3 separate regions of the Homo sapiens genome follow, and regions 1 and 3 are each linked to region 2. The links are chromatin loops, found by intact Hi-C in ENCODE. Cell type or tissue: A673. All regions are shown on one strand. Links, peaks and the distances in the headings refer to the core of each region. The heading gives the core; the rest is flanking DNA.

Region 1 (8,341 bases), core at 232-8,231, 1.1 Mb after region 2:
TTCTATTTGTGTTAGTAGTGTGTGTTTTAGCCTGGATTCCCCTGAAAGCAAAGCTTGAGGCAAAAGCACCTGTGTTATTTCCTTTTTAATGGAGTACGATATCAAGAAAACAGAAGTCAGGGAAAGCTTTGCTCATCTCTTGGGACAATTTTTTTGTCATCTGAATAATTGCATCTCAGAAAAGGTTTTTTGAAGGGAGAAAGGTATAAGAGTTTATTTAGTGTTGGCCAGGCGTGGTGGATCGCGCCTGTAATCCCAGCACTTTGGGAGGCTGAGGTGGGTGGATCACAAGGTCAGGAGATCGAGACCATCTCGGCCAACATGGTGAAAACCCATCTCTACTAAAATACAAAAAATTAGCCGTGCGTGATGGCACGTGCCTGTAATCCCAGCTACTTGGGAGGCTGAGGCAGGGGGATCACTTGAACCCGGGAGGCGGAGGTTGCAGTGAGCTGAGATCACACCACTGCACTCCAGCCTGGTGACAGAGCAAGACATTGTCTCAAAAAAAAAAAAAAATTATTCATTGTCTTGTCTCTCATTGGTCAAAGGCTCATTGTACAGTAGGCTAGCTCCCCTCTCTTCCAGGTTGCATGTGCATGGTTGCTGGGCAAGTGTTGTGACCTCAGTGTCAACAGGGAATCCCCAGAGCAGGAGGTAAGAATGAAAGATATATAGAGTGATATATCTATGGATATATCACTATAGTGGAGGAATTTAGTTTATAAAGCACAAATATATCTATTGCACTGATTGGAGCCCACAAGACCTGGTCAGTGCAAGTGGTTGCCAAAATCAAAAAGTAGCAAAGCCCCAAGAAACAGGTGAGACAAAAGGATCTGAAGTAGCACATGAATGGTATGCAATTTTGTGAGTTAACGTGATACCCACAGTGGACCAGCGGTTCCTCTAACCTGTGGTTTGGTCTCTAGCAGTTGCATGAAAGGCTGTGGTAATAGTTGAAATAGTCTCAATAGAAGAAAGTTAGGATAAAAATCCAAATCATAACAATCCCATCATCCTTGAATGTATCTAACTCTTGCAATGCCTTTATAGTTGAGGATTACAAGCAGGAAGAATCCACATCACTTTCCTTGTCAGTTTATCCTTAACCTTGTGGGTTAGGCATGCATGATGTAAGAGTTCTTCCTCCACGACCCTCATCTCCCTGTGCAAAATTCAAGTGCAGTTGTTGACTCAAGTGAAGGCCTCAGCCCTACCAGCTCATATTCAAGGCTCAGCTCTAACCTTGAGTGTTCGATGTTTACATATTGCTACCTCTCTAGGATAAGTGGCAGTTGGAGCTTTTGTGCTATTCCTCAATGAGAGTCTTGGAATGATAATAAACATGATTGCTTCTTTCTGCCTGTCACTACAATGACTAACACATATGATACTTCATCAAATGTACAATGCAAGATAGATGAGTAGAGGAATTTAGTTTATAGAGCATAAATATATCTATTACACTGAAGGGGAAACTAACATCTATAAAGAAGTAATTATTTTTAAATAGATAATTTCAAACCATTTAATCTAGGAATACTGTACAGGCTTAATGTAACCATAATGTATTGGCCGTGCATCACAAGAACTGATTACTCCTGTGGGTTCTTTTCACATGGTATAGTGTGAAGAGGTGATGATTTAGAGCGAGTCCATCTTAATTAAGAATCTTAAACTCTTAAGTCTCAGGTTGCTCAGTATTAAATATTTCTAACTGAATAGTTGTTAAAAAGATTAAATGGGATAATTTGTATATTTATAAGTGCTTCATAAATAACAAAGTATCATATATAAATTGTCACTTTTATGAGTTTATGTCAATGTTTCACATATAGACTAAAGCAGGGGTCCCCAACCCCAGGACCACAGAGCCATACAGGCCGCAGAGCAGAAGGTGAAGGGGGCTGCAAGTGAGCATTACTGCCTGCGCTCCACCTCCTGTCAGATCAGCAGCAGCATTAGATTCTCATAGGAGTGGGATCCCTATTGTGAACTGTGCATGCGAGGGATCTAAGTTGTGCACTGCTTGTGAGAATCTAATATCTGATGACCTGAGTTGGGACAGTTTTTTCCCAAAACTATCCCTCTCCCCTCCTCCCACATCCATGGAAAAATTGTCTTCCACGAACCAGTCCCTGGATCCTAAAATGTTGGGAACCACTGGACTAAAGCACTGGCATATATTTATATAAATTTTGCATACGTATATATGTATATATATTTAATACATCCACCTCATCTGCTAGAATTTGAGCTCAGAGTAATGAGGACCTCTTTGAATGTTGAATAAATGAGTGGGTATTTGGATTTACTTCAATAAATTAACCAGCTTGATTTATATTATAAACTCATTATGTTTCGAAAATTTGCAATTATTCATTGATTCAGAAGTATATCTGAGTGCCTAAAGTTTGCATGATACTGTGCCAAGTGCTGGGGATATAAGATTGTATATTATATCCTTACATTGTTTGTCCTTACATTGTACTGTCTAGCAAAAACACAGACATAGAATAATAAAACAACGGGATTATTGCTTTTACAGAATGCCTTATATACTGTGCCCCATTCATTTCTCACTTCAAATCTGTGAGGTAGTTATCGGGATCACTTAGTTAACAAATGAAAAAACAGTAGACTTGAATAAAACAGACTTCAAATTCCTCATTATCATAGGTGGCTTCACACACTCAGGCTCCTCATCAGTCAATACACAATAAGTTTGTATGTTCGGGTGCACATGCAAAACCCTGTATATGTATGTCAGTATGTGATACTAAGTAAAATGACCAAATTATCACATACTTAATGCCTGAATCTTCAAGAAGTGGAAACTTTACGCTGTGAACTGGCTGAGACTTCTGGCTACTCTTTAGAAAGAGGAAAATTTATTACTCCTGGGACTGATAAAATTAGGTATCAATTTATTACTCCTGGAACTGATAAAATTAGGTATAAATTGTGGAGCATTTGAGAGGACACGAAGAAGCTCTCTCTTGAAACTGGCAGCAACTATGGATGTAGAAGTACTTAAGTGCAGAGTACTTCACTTGTGGACATATTTTATGTTTGTAATTTTTTCCTTCAAATAGTGAAAAACAGGCAAAATTAAAAGTAAGCAATCACATAGAACAAGCTAAGGGAGAAAACATAATATGAACTGTTTTGTCATTTTGATTCTTAAGTAATCATTTTAATTTGCACTCCCAAATTATGAGAGATTTATGTGGGTTTTATATGTAAGCATATAGACATTTGAAGCTTTTCCCTTTTTTCCCCTTGTTCTAATGGTGAAGGAACTGATTTCAATTGGCAAAATAAAACCAAACAAAAGGCAGCTGAACAGTGCTGCCACCTACTGTTCAGAGAGCTGTTTAGCACTGCTGGGAACCCATTGTCCCTGGCAACTCATGGAAAATGAATATTTAAGTATTTATGACATCCAAATAAGAAGTCCACTGAACTCCCTACAGAAATAACTTCTCAAATCAGCTAGTAGGAAATCATAATTATAAGTCCATCAGAGACTTGCAGTTAGTAGATTATGCAATGCTAAATTTTGTGTTTCACACACTCAAAAAATGTAAGCCATCTGTGTGTAAGAGCATTTTCTATTGAAATAGATGATCATATTAAAACAGAGTAATTTCTGTTCTACTGTGCTAATGAATTTTATTGGGGACAGAAATAAAACGGACACTAAAGACAGAGAAGCACCGTTGAAGATAAAGCACATTCTTTGTTGTAAGTAGCAAAAGACTGATACATTCAGCAAAAGAATGGTTCATAGAATTTTTAAAGGGTTTCATTTGGAAAATGATTTTAAAACTCGCCAGGCAATATTGACAGCACATCCTGTGTGCCGGCCAGCCAGCCGGCTCCTTACACAAGTGAGGAGGCAGAACCGTCCTGGCGGGGAGGCACTGACAAGCCAAATGAGAGTTGGCCACAGTCTTTGTTTGCTTAATAGGAAAAGTTATTACCTTTGCTTGTTATCCCAAGAAGGCTAATGGAGCTCTCATGGTTCTCTCTTTCCAGACACTAAATAACATCAATTACAATCATCCCAATTAAAACAGGGAATAGGAGATGTAAAGTTAAAAATTAAACCAATAACCCCCTGACTGACATCTTCTGTTACTTTTTCTTGTCACTTGTACTCTTTAAAATTCTGGTTTCCTTCATTAACTCACATCACCTTAAAAACCCCTAAATTACTTTAAAGAGAGAGAGAGAGAGAAATGCATTTGCTCTAGCAGTCTTAATGTTTGAGGGTCTCTAGCATCAGTGCAATTGGGTGCCTGATTTTCTTAATGCTGCATTCAAAATGTTATCTAAGAAGTGTAAAGCATAGAGTCAGAGAATACATGGATTTAGACTAAACTGAATTTATTTTCAATTTTGTGATGTCTTAAATATAACAACAACATCCTACTGATTGATGCCTCTAAGCTTTTATTTATAAGCTCTTAAGGATTAATAGGTTATAATTTATATTCTCTACCAAAGTGTTCTCAGGTTACAAATATTCTTAATGGAAGATATTCCACATATTTAGTCAATACATAATTTTAATACAAATATTAGATTGGTGCAAAAGAAAAGGGCTTGACTTATTCTAATGTTAATCACAACGTTAGCTTCATAAGAAAAAACTGATAGAATGTATCTTACTAGTTGTGGAGCATAGGGAATCTATACAGTACAATTATAGCTACGTATCTGGGGATTTATTTGCAATTTTTTTCCAGAGACATTTGGATACCTTTGTACTCTCATGAAAATTAGATTTATGTAGTTGATTGAACATTGGACTTTCTCCATTTATGACAATATATACAGTTTCTGTATTTTTACTATTCCTAAAACTACTATTAAATTTTAGTAGCTTAGTATTTTTTCCTAGACAGGTTTCTGAAGCAGTGCTAGTGCATTTTGTGAAATGAGAGGTATAAGTATGTTAAAACAAACAACTTTCTACAAAACAGCAAGTGAATCTATTGTTTAGATTCCATAGACACGTTTTTTAATGTCAGCCTGATCTAACACCAAATACGTCTATTATCCTGGGATCCACGTCTGCCTGTCTGCTACAGACTTGTGAATGAGATAATAGTATTGATTTATAACACATGTCTATGGAGTTACGATCCAAAGCACTCTAATGCTATGAAATGGATTTAAGAAAACATTAGAGATTTTCATTTGAAAATATGTCTAGTGCATGTAGTCAAAAGCACATTGTACATGTTATGTGCTGTTTCATTTTCCTTTCTCTCTTCCTCTTTTTAAAATGATAATTCATTAGTGAAGATATTAAATAGTACTACAGTATAAAAAGAGGAACATCAAAAAAATTTAAAGCGGGGTTTTAAGCATGATGAAATTAAATAAACCAAAATTTTTGTGTAAATAATGCTCTGTGGAGTTGTGTTACGTAGTGACCCTGAGTAATATCTACTATTTTAGTATTTTTATTATACTTTTAAAATGAGCTTAAGACTTGAGATAACTTAAACTTTAAAGACATGAATTTAATTGCACTCTTACTAAATGAGAGCATATGAATTTTATTTAATCAGATGTTAATTTACCCTTTTCTTGAGGTGTTACCATTTCATTGCTGAAAGCATTACCTAGTACTTTGAATGAAACGCACATATAACAATTAATAAAGAAACAGCAAATCCTTGAGAAGCTAGGCTTCGAATTTTCTCCTTGCAATCTGGTAGTAGAGAAAAGAAATTAAAGGTGACTTGTGTGAGTTCAATATACTAAAAAGGAAGGAAAAAGTCCTATAATTCAGTTTTCAATGGCTTCTTTCTAACTATATTAAAACACTCTGAGAGACTAATTATTTATCGTTTTGTTGAGATGGAATCACACATACTTTACTGCACAAATTTTATGTTGATTTCAATTGTTTGATATTCAATAATAAACTATTATTAGAATCAATTATTTAACATGACACTGATATTTCAGGTAAAACCCAGTGAAGTGCCTAACTAGTGTGGTGTCTTTGAAATGTAATTAAGGTTCTATACTATGAAATGTATAGACCTGAAGAAGATTTTCAAAGAAATTATCTGGTAATATTTATATATCAATATTATTTTGGCCAATATCAATATAGATAATTTGATAGAGGTTGAGATAGTTGGTAACAGAGCTATTTTAATTTTTTTTAGTGTATCAATATTTAATTCATCCATTAAAGGACATATGGGGTAATAACTGAAAGAGTATACATAGTGATTTTGAAGAAAATGGTAAGAAATAGGGTGCATTTAGAAATAGAGTTTATTGGCTGGGGGCGGTGGCTCACGCCTGTAATCCCAGCACTTTGAGAGGCCGAGGTGGGTGGATCACAAGGTCAGGAGTTCGAGACCAGCCTGTCCAACATGGTGAAACCCTGTCTCTACTAAAAATACAAAAATTAGCCGGGCGTGATAGCACGTGCCTGTAATCCCAGCTACTCAGGAGGCTGAGGCAGGAGAATCGCTTGAACCCGGGAGGCAGAGGTTGCAGTGAGCCGAGATCGCGCCATTGCACTCCAGCCTGGGCAACAGAGCGAGACTCCATCTCAAAAAAAAATAGTGTTTATTTTTATTACAAATGTATTATCTGAGACAGAAATCAAAAATTCTTAAGCAGAAATATATTTGTTCATCTTCAAATCAGGTGCAGTGTATGAGTGCTGGATATATAGGAGGAAAGCTATTTCTTGGAAGGAATGTCACTTCAAAATAATTACAAATGAAAAAGAGATTTTTCTAAAATTTCTACTCGCAGTGAAATGTGATGGTGATGATAAGACAAAACAAGCCAAGTTTAATAGAAGTTTACTCCTGATAACTTGATATTTCCAGTATCTAATACTTTCGAGTACCTGCTATTTGCCCAGCACTTGAGCTAGGCATGACAAATTACTTGGAACTATTAAGAAAACTATTTCAAAGTCTGGTTTTGAGACAGGATCCTTTTATACAGCCTTAAGTAGTCTAAAACTTGTTCTTTATGTTAGCCTACAGGAATAAACAATTTTACTGACCCTTCTTATTGGAAGGTCTGCCAGAGGTTGCATTTACCTTGACCTTGTTGTTTATACCAGTTCACTGTAGCTTAGCTCATATGCTAGGGCTTTCTATTTCCCCTTTCCTCCCCTTGCTGTTCCCTCCCCACCACTTCCCTAGCTAGGAATAGTTGGGCTTTCTTTTTGTTTTTTGTTAGGTTCTTGACCAAATTCTCATGACCACCATTGAGAAATATTTCTGGATTCTGTATCAATCCTTATATAATATTTCTTTCTACATCCTGCCTCCCTTAATTCCTCGCTAGTTCCCTGTCTCCCTTCATTTTTTCACAGACATACCTCTTGAAAGAATAGTCTACAAATACTGTTTTCCTTTTTCATCTCCAATTTCCTGTCCAAACTACTATTCAGACTTCCGTCCTGAATGCTTAAGTGAAACTTTTATCAACAACATCACTAATGACCTCCTAAATGCCAATCCTAATGGCATTTTTTCAGTCCTCTTCTTACAATGCCATTCTAGCATTTTGCATTTGACATTGACAGTCATTCCATATTTGAAACTCTGGATTTCTGCTGCACTGCTCTTTGCTGGGCCTTCTTCCATGCCCCTAACTTTGTCATCTCAGTTTTGTCCCTGTGAGTTTTTCTTTTGTTTATTGCTTACGTGTGTTTCTTCACTTTCATCTCTGTGAAAGATTTCACCCAGATCCACGATCTTAACTATCGTACATATTCTGACAGCCTTCATGTTCATGCACTTATTCCTTTAGTAAATATTGATTATCCACTTACGATATGCAAGGCACTGTTCTAAAGGGTAGAGAATACAGCATGAATATGAGTGATAAATTCTTTCTCCTCGTGGTGCCTTCACTGTAGTCAGTGAAACAGACAACAGGTAAGTAACAGCATGCCTATATGTTGTCAGGTAGTCATAAGTGCTCTGATGAAAAATAAAGCAGGGTAAGGGTTTAGAGACTTATGGAGGGGTGGATGATACTTTAATTCAAACAGTTGGAGAAGGCCTCTCCGAGGACATAATATTTAAACTGAAACCTGAATAATATAAACATTAGTCCTGCATATATCACCATCCAATCAGTAGCACTAACTGAAGTTATCCTTGTTTCTTCCTCTCTCTCATGCTCCTATTTTATTTGACATTAAGTAATGTTGATAGTAGCTTTTAAATTTCTTTCAAATCGATTACTTCTCTCCATCTCCACCACCATTGCTAGCACCACCCTGGTCCGGGCTGCCATCATCTCTCACTTAGAGTATGAAATAACCCCTTAA
Region 2 (8,341 bases), core at 199-8,198:
CAAGAGAATTGAAAAAAAAAATACGTCTAACATCTAACTTTGTTTTATCTGTACAAAAATAGATTTATATTGCATATCAAATATAGTTTCTTTTCCATCCAGACTTTCTCAGCTAATATTTTTAAAGTAGTGTAAAATGATACTTTCTTCATTTAACAATGGCATCTAATTTTAAAAACATATTTTCTTGCTGCAAAATTGCATTTGTTGAATTTTCTATTCTTCAGTGACAGAATATGTATTTATAAAATCAGAGTCACACACAAAATGGCAAGATGAATATGGTCAATTACTATACTTTCATACTTCAAAGCATTGAGTACAAAGTATTCGGTGAATAATCTAATCTGCAAAACAGACGTATTTGAAGAAGCAATAAAGTCCATGAAATAAAAACTCTCTCTCTAGAGGTCTATATTCTTTTCCTGATATATTGTCTTCTGTAATATAATATAATGTAATATAATATAATATGTAATAAAACATAATATAATAACAATTAATCCCCAGAGAAAGGCACATTCCAATATCCACTTCCTATATTAAGTGATGATTTGTTAAAGGGACAGTAAAGATGACAAAATTGGGCTAATTACTGATAAAATGACTATATTATATTTCTTTGAAAACCACAGAAGCAGAATTGGAAAACAAAAACTATTTTAAGTTGTATTTATATGATATATGTAATTATAAATGTTTTATAAATATTAGTTCACTTAATCTTCATAATATTACTTTTAGGTAGCAACCATTATCACCCTCAGCTTGAGGTCAGCCAGTTAATAGGCAGTAAAGCTGGGATCTGAATCTTGGCAGCTGGGCACCAGAATCTGTACTCTCAATCCCTACACTTTGCTACATTTGTGGAATATTATCTTAAGAGGGAATTCAGCGCCTTCTAAAATTTGTAGCAATATTCGTACACGCATTAACAATTCTGTGGTGTTCAACACCAAATTATTTAGAATGATTATTTGGGGTTGTTTCCAGAGAAGGTTATGGAGGTCTTTAACTTTCCCAGAATCATTGCTTTCTTTCATTGGCAAAGGGTCTTTGAACAAGCAATGTAACATCCTAAGACTTCTGAAGGCATTTCTGAATCTAAACAACGCATGTGACTTCATCCCCAATGAATCTTGTGACAAGATTTTTAAGTCATCAATAGTAGTGAGATTTTATTTGGACAATAGAATTCCCAAATATTATCATCTTCTTTCTTACCATATTCATGACTTTCTATGAAAGAAACACAAATACTAATTTGAAGAAATATCATAAATGATTTTTACTAGATGCAAAAGATGTAGTGCAATATGGCGTATTCAGATGTGAGGAATAATGTTACCTAGAGGACCTCTTTCATAAAGATGATGCACGTATATTCTCATTCTTATTGATATTGAGTGTTTTAAGAAATCCCAAATCAATGAAAATGTGGTTTAAAAAAACATTCTTTTTCAAAAATAAAAATAATCTGAAGTCCTCAGAGAGTATTAATCTCAATTACATTTAGAAAATAAAAGAAATTTGTAAATCATAGAATCTTTGACTTGAAAGATACTTTAGAAATCAAAGTATCTTTACTTTGATTTAGAAATCAAAGTCCCACTATAAACCATTCTTTTGTTTTTGACTGCCCAACCTCCATTTTTCCCTTTGCTAATAATACTCTGGTTTTTGGGGAACTTTCCTGCTCCTCACTCTCAGTCCTTGTGATTTGGGTGGGACTGATTTCTGTAATCTCTTGGTCCGAATGGTTAATCAAAATATTTTTCCTTGCCATATAATTCATTCTGGTCACTATATATACCAAGACATGAAGATCCATTTCCGAACTGTTGCTGGGAAAATAAAGCTCTATCTCAACTGGAATGGCTGTTAAGTTTGGATGTTAAACTTATACTGTTGGTACCTATCTTGCCAACCTAAGTTTAAGAGAGTTTACCTGAATAAAATGTACACTTTTGATAGCAGAACCAAGAAGTGGAAAGAGACTAAGTCTGGATGAACTTGTCTGAGCCCCTTAATAGAGCTCGATGGGCTCTATTCATAAAATCTACTAAATCCAGGAATAAGTTCTACAATATTTATTCCTGTGAAATGACCATCTGATATCTAATTAAACAACTTACACTGCAGGAGTATCAAACCTCATAAACAAATCAATGTCTTTTCAACATCAACATGTTTTAGAAATTTTATTATATTGAACATAGATTTGCTTTCCTTTGTTTTCTCCTTCGATCCTAGGTCTGCCTTCTGGTGATAAGCAGGTAAGTCTAATTATCTCATTATCAAAAATATATGTATCTATCATCTAGGCTATCAAAGACATAGTGTTTACCCTCTACATCTTTTATTTTAAGGGAAACAGCTACAATTAAGGAGATTATAGATAAGTATGTATTCAAGTCTTTTATCACCAAAGAAAAGCCGTGATAGTAGTACTTTCTTGTCACAACAAACTTCACTAGTCATCATGTTAATAATCCAGTTTTAAAAAGAGAAAAAAATATATACTGCTAATTAGCTGGGGTTAAACAATGATTTTGTTGGTTGCTTGGGACCCAGCCATACAATTAAAATTGAGCACATGTGATTTCAAAGATGAACAATCTCACCTGCTCAATATTATCTATTTCTGTAAAGTCATGTCAATTACTGTCAGGGTTTAAGTGATTATCCCCTGAAGGATCTAGTTAAAATTAAATTATTTAATTTAAGGGAAATATATAATCTCCCACTAAATCATTAAATGCAATTAATTTGTCGTTAGGAGTAGGAGACAAAGTAATGGAAGACCAGGAAGTTTATAAGGAAATCGAGGTATGGAGTGTCCTTTCACACAAGAGATGATGCCATAAAGGGAGTTAGGTGGGTAATGATATGGGGCCCTCTGTGCAGATGTCAGGGTATGGGCTGGCGATGATAGCACTACTAAGACTATAAGCCGGATACTCATTTCTTTCTGGTAAAGGATCCATTGCTAAATCATAATGCCATGTTGAAGAAAAAGGATATTAAAACCAACAAGGAGAAGCAGATTGTGAAAGCTGAAAACTGGAAGGGTAGATAAAGACAGAACTGCCAGTGTGTTGATTTTATTTTTGTGTTTCGTTGTTAGTGGCATGGCTACAGGAGCACCTTATTAAGTGGAAATTAGCATGAAACCATTAAACTTTTAGAGTATACCTCAACTCCACTTTTATTCTCAGTAAATTTCCTGGCATATTTATTAATTCATCAGATATATCCAGTGTCCCTCTCTTGTGCCAAGTACAGTGCTAAGTGGTCAGGATATCATAGTGAACATAAGAGGTAGTTTCTGCCTTCACATGGTTAGTGGGTAAAACAGATATTAAGCAAATTATCACACCATAGAATTGCAAACTGTGACAAATACTGTGAAGGAAAAGGAATGATACTGTAAGAACTTACAAGGACACATGATGTAGTGGGGGGTATAGGACTGGATATTTGAGTTTAGGTTTAAATGGTTATCACAAAACTGTGGGCCTTGGGAATCCGAATGACTTCTGGTGCTCACTTCAGTGGCAACAGCAACATAGTATTTTATGTTTCTACTGAAGTTGAAACAATTTCATTGTCCCTTCGATTTCATTTGCTTTAACAAATCATGGCTGACTGCCAACATCATATGCAGACCATTACTATTTGAAAAATGGATGGTATACAGGCACAAATCTAAAAACAGACACATGGGTTGGGTGTGATGGCTCAGGCCTGTAATCCCAACCCTTTGAGAGGCTGAGGTGGGTGGATCACTTGAGACCAGGAGTTCAGGACCAGCCTGGCCAACATGGTGAAACCCCGTCTCTACTAAAAATACAAAAAAAAAAAAAAAAAAAAATTAGCCAGAGGTAGTGGCGCATGCCTGTAATCCCAGCTTCTCGGGAGGCTGAGGCAGGAGAATTGCTTGAAACCAGAAGGTTGCTGTGAGTCGAGATCATGCCACCACACTCCAACCTGTGTGACAGAGTGAGACTCTGTCTCAAAAATAAAAAAAAGAAAAAAGATAAACATAAAAAACAGACACAACAATACATTCAAATTCTTGCTATTGAATTGTTCTATTTAAAATTTTATGGTTATTTCTCCCTTTTGTGCAATTATTTTGGTATATTGTATGTCCACTAGGGGGCAGTGCTACCCTTTCTTGGAAAGGAATTAGCTTTGGCAAGCCCAGAGCTTTCACGCTAGATGTTGGGGGCTGGGAAGAAGGAAGAGCTTTCTCCAGTTTGGAAATGAAAGACAAAAAATAGAGACTTTTAAGACAAAAGAAAATGTGATTGTATATCATTTCAAAAGCCAGCTTCAGAAAAAGATTTATTAACTGTTTGTTTTTAATCACTGTTAGTAGAACAGCTACACAGAAATACAAATGAAGAATACCCAATGAAGGAGTTATTCTTGACTCTGTGCCACACTATAAGTTTAATTTAAAATCTGTATTGTTTTTAATCTGTGTCTCTAAAAAATATTTCAAGACCTATTTTCCTCATACAAACCTACAGATATTGAATTTACTTATTGTAAATTGTATAATAAATTTGTATAAAGGACTTTGTAAACATTAATGTAAATTATCACTCATCAAAGAACAGTAATATTTGTGAACTAATTTTATTACACAGACTATTTTCATTAATTTAAAATAATACTGTAGGAAATATAGGTTGATTTTTATAAAGTATAAACAAGAAGAAATGACTACAAATTCTGCTGTGTGAACAATTAATAAATATAATACTTGGCTCTTAGCCTTAATAATTATGCACTCATCTAAGCAAAAACATCATTTGGTAAATTATATAAGCACTTTTATTTTATTTTCCTGATGTGTTCTGCTACATATAATTGTGTCTTAGCTGATCAGCTTAACATATGAAGTTGCAAAAATATTTCTTATGGTAGGTAAAAGAATGAAAATATACCTTTCCTGCATTTCTGATTCAAGTCTTATCACAGCGATTGACATGAGATTTGTTGGTGTTGCACTTCCTTTACCTATATTATTATTATATTTTCATAGCACTTGAGCATTTGCAAAAGAAAGCGCAATTATTTTATAGTTGATTTTAGATTTCTTTTGATCATGAAAATTTAGAATAAGATTTATTTAGGCCACGGGAATTATCTGGTAAACAACATACCTGAAAACAATGTGTAGTTAATTTAAACTAATTGCTTTTGATTATGTGTTTGGTAAATGCCATATTGTCCACCAATGAGGTTAATATTCTCTTGGTTTCTTCCCTTAGATAAAATGTAGGTTTTACTTTTCTTGTGATGGTTGTTAGACTGACCTTGAATACAGCAATAGTTACTCTAAGTTCAATTCTTTAGTATCTCCATATGGGAAACTTCCAGTAAAAATACTTGCATAGATCTTTATGTATTAATGCTGCTTAAAATAAACTGAAAGTAGAAATGACAAAGTGCTTAAATTATTGCAGGAGCAGGAATAAGTACCATATGCTGGTGATAAAACATACAGAAGTTGTTGCTGCCCTTCCACCATGGCTCTATTTTTCTTTTCACGTTGACCTTCTGATTATAGCCACGAGAGATCAAAACATATAATTTAAAATTACCTTCAGTTGATTTGATCAATAAAATGTATTTAACTATATAACATTGGCATACTCTGGAATGTCTGGCATTCTGATGGCAAATTATTTACTTCTATAAATGTTTATAGTGAGAAGTATTGTGAACTACGGTAATGTCTGCCTCTTGCTATTACAGACATATACACACTGCTGAAAATACCTTCAATTTTCTGAGGCTCTAAAGGAACATCCAGCATTCTCTCTCTTCTCTGAAGTTGAAGCATGTTCCTATTAGTAAAAGGCTAAATGAATATGTAGTAAAAATAAAGTATATAAAAGATGAACTTGTCCATCATATTTGAAAAGCTCAGGGAAATAAAGGGTGGGTGACTGAGACTGGATTTTCAATTTCTTTTGTAAAAGGAACTGGCTCCCTAGAAGGCTGAGGTTTAAGAAAAAAAACAAGATAGCTTTTAGTGTTAGAGACTTAAAACAAAAACACAAGGCAGCTGGCATAAGAAAAATTAGCTGCCCTGAGGATGTGTGAATTGAAATGAGATTATGAAGCTCACTTATAATAGCCCTCCCAATTCAAATGTCAGAAAACAGAAAGGGTGACCAAGTTCATTTCCATATGACCCCTACAAAGGCTTAGCAAGTTGTTAGACCCTTTGGGAAAATGCAGTCTATACAAACGCGACTAAATAATTCTTAAACCTTTTTTTAAATTTTAGTTTTTAAGATTATAATCACTTTCACTACTTCTGCAAATCTCAGTTTCACATAAACATTTACTAGATGTCTTCTTCATACCAGACACTTCGGCAGGCGCTTTGTAATCAGGAGCAGGAATACTGATAAAATAAAGCTCATCAAAAAGCCAGACTCCCCTGCTTTTAAATCTGCCTGTTTGAGATGCCAGTCATTTATAGTATCTTTCAGATGGGTGATATCTAGTCATTTTGTATATACTTTACTCATATTAAGCAACCGGTGCCTAAGTTATTTCACTGTGTGTATATGTTTGTTGTTCACTTTTGGGATCTCTAGAACAGGGTGGGGCATCTACTTCTATATTCCAGCAGTAAGTAGACAATCTGTCATGTCTGTTGTACCTAAATCCATGGCAAACTTGGGCCTTGAGCACCTTCAATACAAGAAATTTCTAATTTGTGTAATCTTTTAAATTATACCCAAGGAAAAGCCATTTTAAAAAATCTATTCAAATTTAGATGGCCTGCTAAAGCTTAACTAGTTAGTTTGGTTGAGAATCTAAGCTGGGTTTCGTAACTAATATAACCTATGCTCTTCTATAATATCTTATCAATAGTTATTGACTAAATCTGGTTGCCTTTACTCGATGTGTTTAACTCTTGTCCCCAGTACCTTGTCTTGGAGTGCTCCTGGGTTTTATACTTATTTCCTGAGTTCTGCTCTTTTGCATTTGTTTGAGCTTGCTGATTGTTCACATCTGGTATTGTTATGTGATCGATCTTAGGGCATGAGACTCTTTAAATCTCAAATCATTCTTTCCTTTCTTCAATATTCTCTATCCTTCTTGATCATTGTCCTAGAGTTATTTTATTTCTCCTTTAATGTTTGACAAGGATTTCCTGTAAGTCTCAGAAATCTTAATTATAGCTCAGCCATCATTGTATTTTTTAAACTTTCAAATCTTGAAGTGCTCCAAAGTGTTAAAATTATACAATTAAGTAAACCCTCAGAAATGCATAGAGCACTTATATTAGGTTGGTGCAAAAGTAATTGCGGTTTTTGCCGTTAAAAGTAATGAGAAAAGTATAAATACTTCTATGCTTTTCTAAAAAAATTCAATATAAGTGCACAAGTTTGGCATTACATGTATAAATTATAAATTTAATCACAAGAGGGCTAAGTAAACACATGCTCAGAAATACAATTCACATATGCGGTCACTGTGTTCCTGATGATCCTCACTGAAAACTTTATATATTAACAATTGTTTCACATAATTACAGGTGTGACTATAGTAATTCTTACACTGTGATTTTTCAGTGAGTTTTCTCTTATAAGCTTCTGTTAGGTATATGTTGGGGGAAATATTCTTCTTTTTATTTTTATTATTTATTTATTCATTTATTTATTTATTTTTTTGAGACAGAGTTTTGCTCTTGTTGCCCATGCAGGAGTGCAATGGGACAATCTCGGCTCACTGTAACTTCTGCCTCCCAGGTTCAAGCGATTCTCCTGGCTCAGCCTCCTGAGTAGCTGGGATTACAGGCTCCCGCCACCACACCCAGCTAATTTTTTGTATTTTTAGTAAAGACGGGGTTTCACCATGTTGGCCAGGCTGGTCTCAAACTTCTGACCTCAGACGATCCACCCGTCTCGGTTTCCCAAAGTGCTGGGATTACAGACGTGAGCCACTGAGCCTGGGCCTTATTATTTTTTATAAAGGAGATAAGATGTCATTATTCTCCCAGTCACACACTCTTAAAACCTTAGTGTCATTTTGACTCTCTTTATTCATTATCCTCTCCTTCAGTTGCTAAATCTTGTAAATTATTCCTTGAAAAATGACCTTGTTCTCCTTCAATCTGTTTAAATTCACAGTGAAATCATGAGGTAGTCATATCCCAATTCCCAGACAACATGCTTCTCTTTCCTGGGTTGGACATTCAAGACTCCAAAATCCGTCTCAGGTAAAGTGTCCACTCTAAGCTCCACTGGCCCCTTATTTGAATTGTCTACTCTATTTCTGGTGTCCATTTGTCATTATCTTAACA
Region 3 (8,341 bases), core at 43-8,042, 1.5 Mb after region 2:
AGGATTCGCCACACTGTCTTCCACAATGGTTGAACTAATTTACACTCCCACTGACAGTGTAAAAGCGTACCTATTTCTTCACATCCTCTCCAGCATCTGTTGTTTCCTGACTTTTTAATGATCGCCATTCTAACTGGTGTGAGATGGTATCTCATTGTGGTTTTGATTTGCATTTCTCTGATGACAAGTAATGATTAACATTTTTTCATGTGTCTGTTGGCTTCATAAATGTCTTCTTTTGAGAAGTGTTTGTTCATATCCTTTGCCCACTTTTTGATGGGGTTGTTTTTTTTCTTGTAAATTTGTTTAAGTTCTTTGTAGATTCTGGATATTAGCCCTTTGTCAGATGGGTAGATTGCAAAAATTTTCTCCCATTCTGCAGGTGCCTGTTCATTCTGATGGTAGTTTCTTTTGCCATGCAGAAACTCTTTAGTTTAATTGGATCCCATTTGTCTATATTGGATTTTGTTGCCATTGCTTTTGGTGTTTTAGTCATAAAGTCTTTGCCCATGCCTACGTCCTGAATGGTATTGCCTAGGTTTTCCCTATTAAATAGGGAATTCTTTCCCCATTTCTTGTTTTTGTCAGGTTTATCAAAGATCAGATGGTTGTAGATGTGTGGTGTTATTTCTGAGGCTCTGTTCTGTTCCATTGGTCTATATATCTGTTTTGGTACCAGTACCATGGGCCTCTTATAAGGGCCTCTTTTAAAAAAAATCATCTAATTCATCATTTTACCAGAGTCTAGGGCTTATTCCTCAGTTTTAAACTGTAATCTTGTTAGTTCCCATCATTTGTGGGTACATTTTCTAGATATGCCAAAATATTAGTAAGGGAATCCTTGCAGTTTAAGTCTTGATTGGGCTACGGTAGTTCTTCTAAGTGGGACTATATGTTCAATAAGGAAGCATTTGATCAGAGATTCCCCTTTGCTGTTGCCTCTTTCCTCAGTTTCCAGCTTCACTATCCTTATATAGAGTATCCACCCAGAAAAAGGGTACTGGGCAACTTCTCTGAAGAAAACTGCAGCTTTATATGGACACCCCATTTCCACAGTATGTATTAGCCCGATCCTCTAATGCCTCCTTTCAACCCATAGTAGAACAGAATAGGTAGTTTTTTCATACTACCTTTCATATTGAAGAGTAATATCTGGGTTTGATTCCTTGTTCTGTTATTTACTAGCTGAGTGAACTTGAAATTATTTGTGACTCCTTTACAATTTTAGTTTACACATCAATAAAATGGGGATGACAATGTCTACTTTGCCAGGCTGTTGAGAGTATTAAATAAAAGAAAACCACACATGCCTCCTATAGTGCCTGACATAGATGACACCCCTAACAGATAGCACACGTTCATATCACTGTTGATTATACATCTTCCAAATCATCTCTCTTATCAGAAACTTGGCCATAGACTCCCAGTATTAGTCTCCAGAAAAAATAAGCTAAACCATTCTATTATTACAATAAGTAAAATACACATAAATAAGGTATAAACAAAATTTTGAGCTTTCAGTAATGTATCTTTGAGTCAAAATTGTTTAATTTTTAACGAAGGTTTCAAATACTCAAATTTTATACCAATGTAAACATTTCAAATTCAATAACTAGTCACATCAAGTAAACCTTACTCACTTCTATAACATGCTACTGATATTATACCAAATTTTACAAAGAAAAAGTAAAACATACACTTCTTATTTTGATGGCAGAGTGTATTTTTGCCAGAAACTTGTATTGATTTGGAAACAGCATGAGATCCTAAATAGAAAAATGTAGCTTCAAATAGAAAGGTACAAGTTAGAGAATTTGGAACTGAGTCATTTTTGAGATTTTAAAAGGTGCTTTTAAACAATGTATTTTAATCATACGAAATGATTCTCCTAAGATTTAAATATAGGAAATTTGGAACTTCTAGTTAAATATATGCATGCAAGTGACTACTGAGTTATTCCAATTCCATTGTGTGAATTGAATAGATAATATACACTTGAATAGATCATAATACTCTATGCAAGTTCACCAGAAACTAAATCAAGTACCAGACGAAGCACTTCAAGCATTTCTTAAAAATAAAGAATATTGGAAATAAACCACAGGGACAAGAAAAGAAAGGATAAAACACATTTACTCCTTAAAGATATAAGTGGAAGGTTTTTTGTATGTGAGTAGTACAAACAACTTGGGTTTCCAGATTTTCACAGGAAAAGAAAAATATTACCCACAAACAAGACAACTTGAGAGAAAAGCATCAACGCTTATATTTTTCTTTTAGATATTGCATAATAGTTAGCGTATTTCTGAGGAAATGGGATTTTGTTTCTTGTTTTATCTTGTACAATTTCCTTACTTGAAAAAGCCTTCAAAAATCTTTTCATTTTAACTACTTACAAAAATTACAATCACCTATAATCTTTGCCCCTGTTCTTCTCATAAGGTTAAGTTCAGTTCAAACTATTTATATAAGCCAAGTCAGTATTTCATTGTCCAGCTTTTGCCTATAAAATCGACCTGTGTGAGTCCCTTTTGTAATGCATGTCAGAAGAAAAATACTATGCCCAAGTTGTTACTTTCAATAAGCACACTGTTTAAAAAACATCTTCATTTTGCTTTGCAAAACTTCAGTTTGTATTTAAGGTATTTCTATTTGAAGGAAGAATTACCATATTAACATGTACTTATTTGAGCCTAAAACTCCCTTGAGTATTGTCTATCCCTCTACCCTCCACATCTTGGTAAAGCCATTGCCTGGACTGTGCAATGGACACCAAGAGGATTGATTGCCGTAGATGTTGCCTACTCCCTTCTCTTTCTACCCTTACCCCCAAGCCCTCCCTCACCCCCACCCACTGCTGCCAGATTTTTTTTTTTTTTTTTTGAGATGGAGTTTTGCCATTGCCCAGGATGAAGTGCAGTGGCACCATCTCGGCTCACTGCAACCTTTGTCTCCCAGGTTCAAGCGATTCTCCTGCCTCACCCTCCCGAATAGCTGGGATTACAGGCCCGCTACCAAAATTACCAATTACCTGGCTAATTTTGTATTTTTAGTGGGGATGGGGTTTCACCATTTTGACCAGGCCGGTCTCAAACTCCTGATCTCAAATAATCCAACTGCCTCAGCCTCCCAAAGTGCTGGGATCACAGGCATTTGCCACTGCACTTGGCCAATCTTGAACCCAGTTCAAACCTTCTCATTGCTGTGGAGTTTTAAGACTCCTGATTCTTTTACCTCCCCTGCTGACACACACACATACACACACACTGCCTAAAGGATGGAGTAAAAACTTCTTAGCATGGCACAAAATGTACTTTTCGCCACATTTCCTATCACTACCTCAGAGACAAGTCTACGCTCAAACTGATCTGCTTATTCTTCCCCAAATACAGCTGGCATTTTCGTATCATGTCTTTATCTGTTTACATTTCCTGAAAGGTCCTTTTTAATTTATGCATAGCTTTCTCTCTGAAAGTTTCACAACCACCAGGAGGCAGTATAGTGTGCCCTTTCCTATCATCTCTAATTGCATTTGCTGATACATGATTGCATTGGTCATAGATGTTTTTATATCAAAACATTTGTTGCATCTCCCTGATGAGATGGTTCTGGAAAGACTTCCTATTCTAGTGATGACAGGTTGGGCCATGAGATCTGCTTCATCTAACAAAATGAAACTGGCATGGGCACTTAACACTTCCAATCAGAAGATCTGGCAGAAGGCAAAGGTATTTTTCTAGTTCTCAATTTCCCCATCAGTAACATAGGACAAATAATAAAATAAAACTGAAGGGCTTGACATAGTTCTTAGAATGTTGTAGATGCTTAGTAAGCTTTTAAGTATTTTGTTAACTTGTAAGAATAATCATTTTCCAAGTTTATTAGAACACAAAAGAATAAGAGCATTATATTCAAAGATTAAGTAGAGTAATAATTCTGTGTGACTATTATTTTCAAAGCAAATTTAGTGCTTCTAATAATTTTTAGTTAGGTGATCTCATCAGACTTTATAGGAAAATTGGCAGGAAGAATAGTGGACTGGATCTCTAATAAAATAAATTCTGTAAAATAGCAGCACAGAAAAATTGAATTCTTCCCTAACACTGCACTTGTATTCTATATGTGAGGATATATGAGATGGGCCATCCTTGAGAGACAACACAATCTGGTTGGCATTTACCTTTACATTAGTTAGTGATATTCATTCACTAAATGCTAACTTTTAAGGTTGAAAAAGGAGACCAAGCCAAGTTGATCAGCTCTGAAATCCACTATTCAAAATAATTTTCAGCTTTAAGACTGGCAGTGTGTTCACATAATGATTTCATGTGCATTCAACATCTTCCAGAGAGCATGCATTATCTAATCTTCGTAGAGCCAAACAATGATGAAAAGGAGATAAAAAAACATAAACTTCTTTGGCTCTATAATAGAATTCATCACCTGAACCAAGGTCATGCTAAGCAAGAACAATCCTTGTCCAGAAAACAATAAAGCCAACTTATGAAAAATGTTCTTGAGTTCCAGCATACGATGAACTGTAAATCACTATTTATGAAGTATCCAATTTACACTGGTATTCTATATGATGGTCATAGTCAATAATAAATAAAATAGTTTGAGAAAACTCATTTAAGTTTTTAGCACTAAGACACATAATTCCTATTTTAAAATGGAAGAGTCATTGATGGAGTTTTTATATATGTAACTCATTTACAAGATGCATATACATATTTTTGTTTTGTCATATAATAAATTGAAATTTCATGCCATCAAACGTGTTTAGAACTGATTGGAACCTGGATTCAAAAATTTTGGGTGAAATTAGTTTTTCTCCAAATAGAATGAAAATGCTTACTGGTTATAACAATAAATTTACTGAAAAATCTATTAATCTATACTCCAAATTCAATAGAGCATACTGCAATTACAAAAATATTCCCTTTCATTCTTCCTATATACAGAACCAACAAATAGTATTTTATTTGTGCATATTTTTTATCTTCACTGTTCTTGACTGAAAGACTAAGGACAAGGATTAATGCAGAAGTATTTCTGTTATCTTGAAAGGATATGGGTGGAAAAATTAAGCGATCTGAGCCGAATAGTTTAGGAGAGAAAATGAGATTGTGGTGGTTGTGTCTGTGACAAGAGAACCCTCTTAATGATAATACTCTGAGATTTACTTAGAGAATGCCACTAGAATAGGATTACCCTGGATGGGATAACACACATTACATCATTAGCATTCACTCTCTGCCCTCTGGTGGTAGATATTACCAGCTGACTAGGATGGGATTAAGGTTCTAAATCAATCAGCAATATTGATGATGTATAATGTTTCTGTCACAGTGTTTATTAAAATGAATGTATATCAATATTAAAATATTTCATTTTCTTTTAGTGATACTTTAATTTTGCAACTGCATTATTCAAACCACTAGCATAAAATTGCCTGGTTGGAAATAAACCAGGAGATCTAATTACAGCCCCCAGATGCAGAAACAGTCTTCGACTTCCTAGTAATCTGTTCACTGTAATCAGGTGGCTTTGTTGTGCTTATCTAGAAATACAAAGAATTTGAGAAAATCAGTACATTACATAATTGCTGCATTTATCTACATTTATCTGTTGTATTCTGAACTACTTAATGCTGGACAATTCTGCTTTGAGACATTAATTTTTCAGACATTGCGTTTGTTCAAGCATTAATTCAATGTCTACACTGCTTTGTGTACCACACATATAATTAGTAGCACTTTGCCAACCCCCTTTAACAAGGAAGGCCTCTTATGAGAGCTTTGTGAAGCTTCTCATGTGATATCATTAGAGGATGGATCAGAACTGTATTTTACAAACTCCTGTCAAAAAACACCTTTCTTACTGTTTTGTTGATGAGCGAAATGCCACATTGTAGATTAATTTCCCTGATTTATCCCCAACATTTTGGTGGGTATATATCTATCTATATATATATGCATATGGTTGGGAAGAATGTGAACAAAATCACACATTTTCTTTTTCTCGTGTTCTTTTGCTGTCATCCTCCTTTTGCCTTGTCCCCCAAAACAACGTATGATTCCCTTTGTACACACAATCTGTGCATGAAATGACTCCTCTTTACAATAGACAGGACAGCCTAAGGGCTGTGAATGTCTGTGGAGTTTTCTGCAGCCAGAGGCTAAAGAAGCAGCATCTCAATGGGGCATAGAATAACTAATGATGCTTGGAATATATCAAACACAGATACAATTAATATCAGATTTATTGATTTTTACTACTAATAAAGATTTCTAGCTTAAAGTTGGTGATTTTATTTATTCTTCTTAGTTCTTTTGTATTTCTGATCAAGCGCTTTAGTGCTAGTGGTTTGAATAATATAATTGCAAACAGGAGAATACAGGCATATAATCAAAGATGTAATACAGAGATTTAAGTGTATGAAAGTACAAATGGAATGTCTCTATCTCAGAATGGAAGAGTTTAGAAAGGTTCCAAAAAGGTAATATTTGTTTTGAAGTGCAGAGATGAGAGATTATTTCACTAAGAGTAAAGGTATGTTCAAATTGGCTATCCTGTTTCTATTCACTTGGTTTTAGTCAGGCAAAACCAGGATAGGGTAGAGTATGCTGTGCTAACAAAGAACTCCAAAATCTCACCTTAACATAGCAACGATTTCTTTCTCAGCACACGTCCATTCTGTGTCTGTTAATCACAGTTACCCAGGTAGAAGGAGGGGCCTCCTCTTCTATCATTGTCAATGCCAGGATAAGAGAAATCCATGAAGGATCCCACTCCAGCAATTACATGCTCCGGCCTAGAAGCATCATAAAAAAGTTCTGTTCAAAACAGTTTGGCCAAAATTACTTGATGCCTAGGAAATACAGTCCTTTCACATGCCTGGCGGGGAACAACCTAGAGATAGTTGATAAACAATATTAATGACTACCAGACATGCTTTCTCCAAAAGTACCTCCCTATTGTGGAAGACAATGGCTATGGTTTGCTGCATTTACTAGAATCCTTTAGCACACTGTATTTTTCTACATCCTTTTCTTTGTTTTCTTCTAATTTATCTAATTTGCCACTGAGTTCATGTTCTTTCTTCAATTCCTTTGTATTTCTATTACCACCTGCTTTCAAGCAGCTAACATTTTTACAGGAGAATATGTGCATATAGGCAAAAATATAATTGCAGAGATTTAAGTGCATAAAAGTAAAAATGAAACGTCTCTATCTCAGAATGGTGGAGTTTAAAAAGCTTCCAAAAAGGTAATATTTGCATTGAAGCGTGGAGATGAGAGATTTCATTAAGAATAAAAGCATGCTCAATGCAAAGAGACATGATTAATGCACAGACATGCTAATTGTTTAACATAGCCACCTAAAATTCAGATTCTAGGGAAGTCTCTGGTTGATCTGTCTTACGTCATGTGTTCATGGCTTGGCTAAGAAAAAAAAGAACATTGTGATTGACAGCAACATCAATATTATTGCAATTATGAAGGATGCCTATCTGAGAAAGATAGAATGAAGAATGAGAAGTAATGCTGGAACAGAAAAAAATAAAATAAAATATAGTTTTAAGTAAAGTCATACCAAAATGACTAAGGTTTTGTATGTCATATCAGTTGTCTGGCTTTAATTGTCAAAATGATGTAGAACCAACTAAAGGAATTTAAGAATTGAGTGACAGGTGCAGACTGCAGTTTAGAAAAATCTCTCTTTCTCCCACAGTATCATAGAGGATGGACTCATTAGAACTTGAAGCAGGGACCTCTTAGGGAGCTATTGCTATAATTTAGTTGAAATATGAGGAAGCCACAATAAAAATCAGCAGTCGAGGTTAAGACAAGGAGAGCAGCACTCCCAGATATGTAGAGAACATATAATAAAGCAGTGTGTAGGGATCAATAGGGTGATAGATGTGAGTACAAAGGAGAAATAAATGCAAGCTGACTTAGGAGTCCTGCCTTTGGTGGATGGTGGTGCCAGTGATTAGGGGGCAGAGGAAGGGAAAGCAGGTTTCCATGAAATGGTGAAGGTGGCAATGAGCTCAGTCCTCAGTCACCCAGAGCTCTCTCCACTATCTTTGTGTCCTGAAGAGCAATATTTCAAAAAGCAAAACCATTTTTTGATTAGAAATACCTGACAAACCGAATGCCACCCAGGGTCATATCATTCCTAGGAGTGAGGTCATCATTGCATATTTAATTTGAGTTAAATCAGTTTTAAAAGAGTGTACAGTTAACACACATTGTAATATTTAACAGGGTATTTTCAAATAAATAACTGTTGGAAATAGTATAATATCACAAAATTATCAAATAATGATATATAA

What was found. A loop is a pair of places that touch in the nucleus more often than their neighbours do. Peaks named below come from ENCODE experiments on the same cell type or tissue, not always from the same donor. Only the 100,000 strongest peaks of a DNase experiment are listed, where the experiment ranks them.
Region 1: it touches region 2 in a loop (4-fold over the local background); 63 of 110 quality-filtered maps call a loop at or near these places.
Region 3: a loop joins it to region 2, with 5 times the contacts of the local background. A loop is called at or near these places in 4 of 110 quality-filtered maps.

What each region holds. Positions count from the first base shown.
Region 1 is chr2:211,450,449-211,458,789 of GRCh38, reverse strand. The region is part of intron 20 of ERBB4 (erb-b2 receptor tyrosine kinase 4); the gene reads left to right. Among named protein-coding and RNA genes, the nearest start is that of CPS1-IT1, 840 kb to the right of the region's middle. In A673, for the core only: a CTCF peak has its summit at 3,372 (motif pointing left); a DNase peak (open chromatin) is centred at 3,359; H3K4me3 peaks cover 1,014 bases; H3K27ac peaks cover 2,211 bases.
Region 2 is chr2:212,563,626-212,571,966 of GRCh38, reverse strand. No RefSeq gene overlaps it. Among named protein-coding and RNA genes, the nearest start is that of ERBB4, 29 kb to the right of the region's middle. In A673, for the core only: a CTCF peak has its summit at 4,142 (motif pointing right); a DNase peak (open chromatin) is centred at 4,206; H3K27ac peaks cover 2,894 bases.
Region 3 is chr2:211,030,889-211,039,229 of GRCh38, reverse strand. It overlaps LOC107985978 (a long non-coding RNA gene), which reads right to left. Exons shown (of 4, transcript XR_001739867.1): 2 at 6,660-6,817. Among named protein-coding and RNA genes, the nearest start is that of CPS1-IT1, 420 kb to the right of the region's middle. In A673, for the core only: CTCF peaks have their summits at 3,481 (motif pointing right) and 5,281 (motif pointing left); DNase peaks (open chromatin) are centred at 3,489 and 5,239.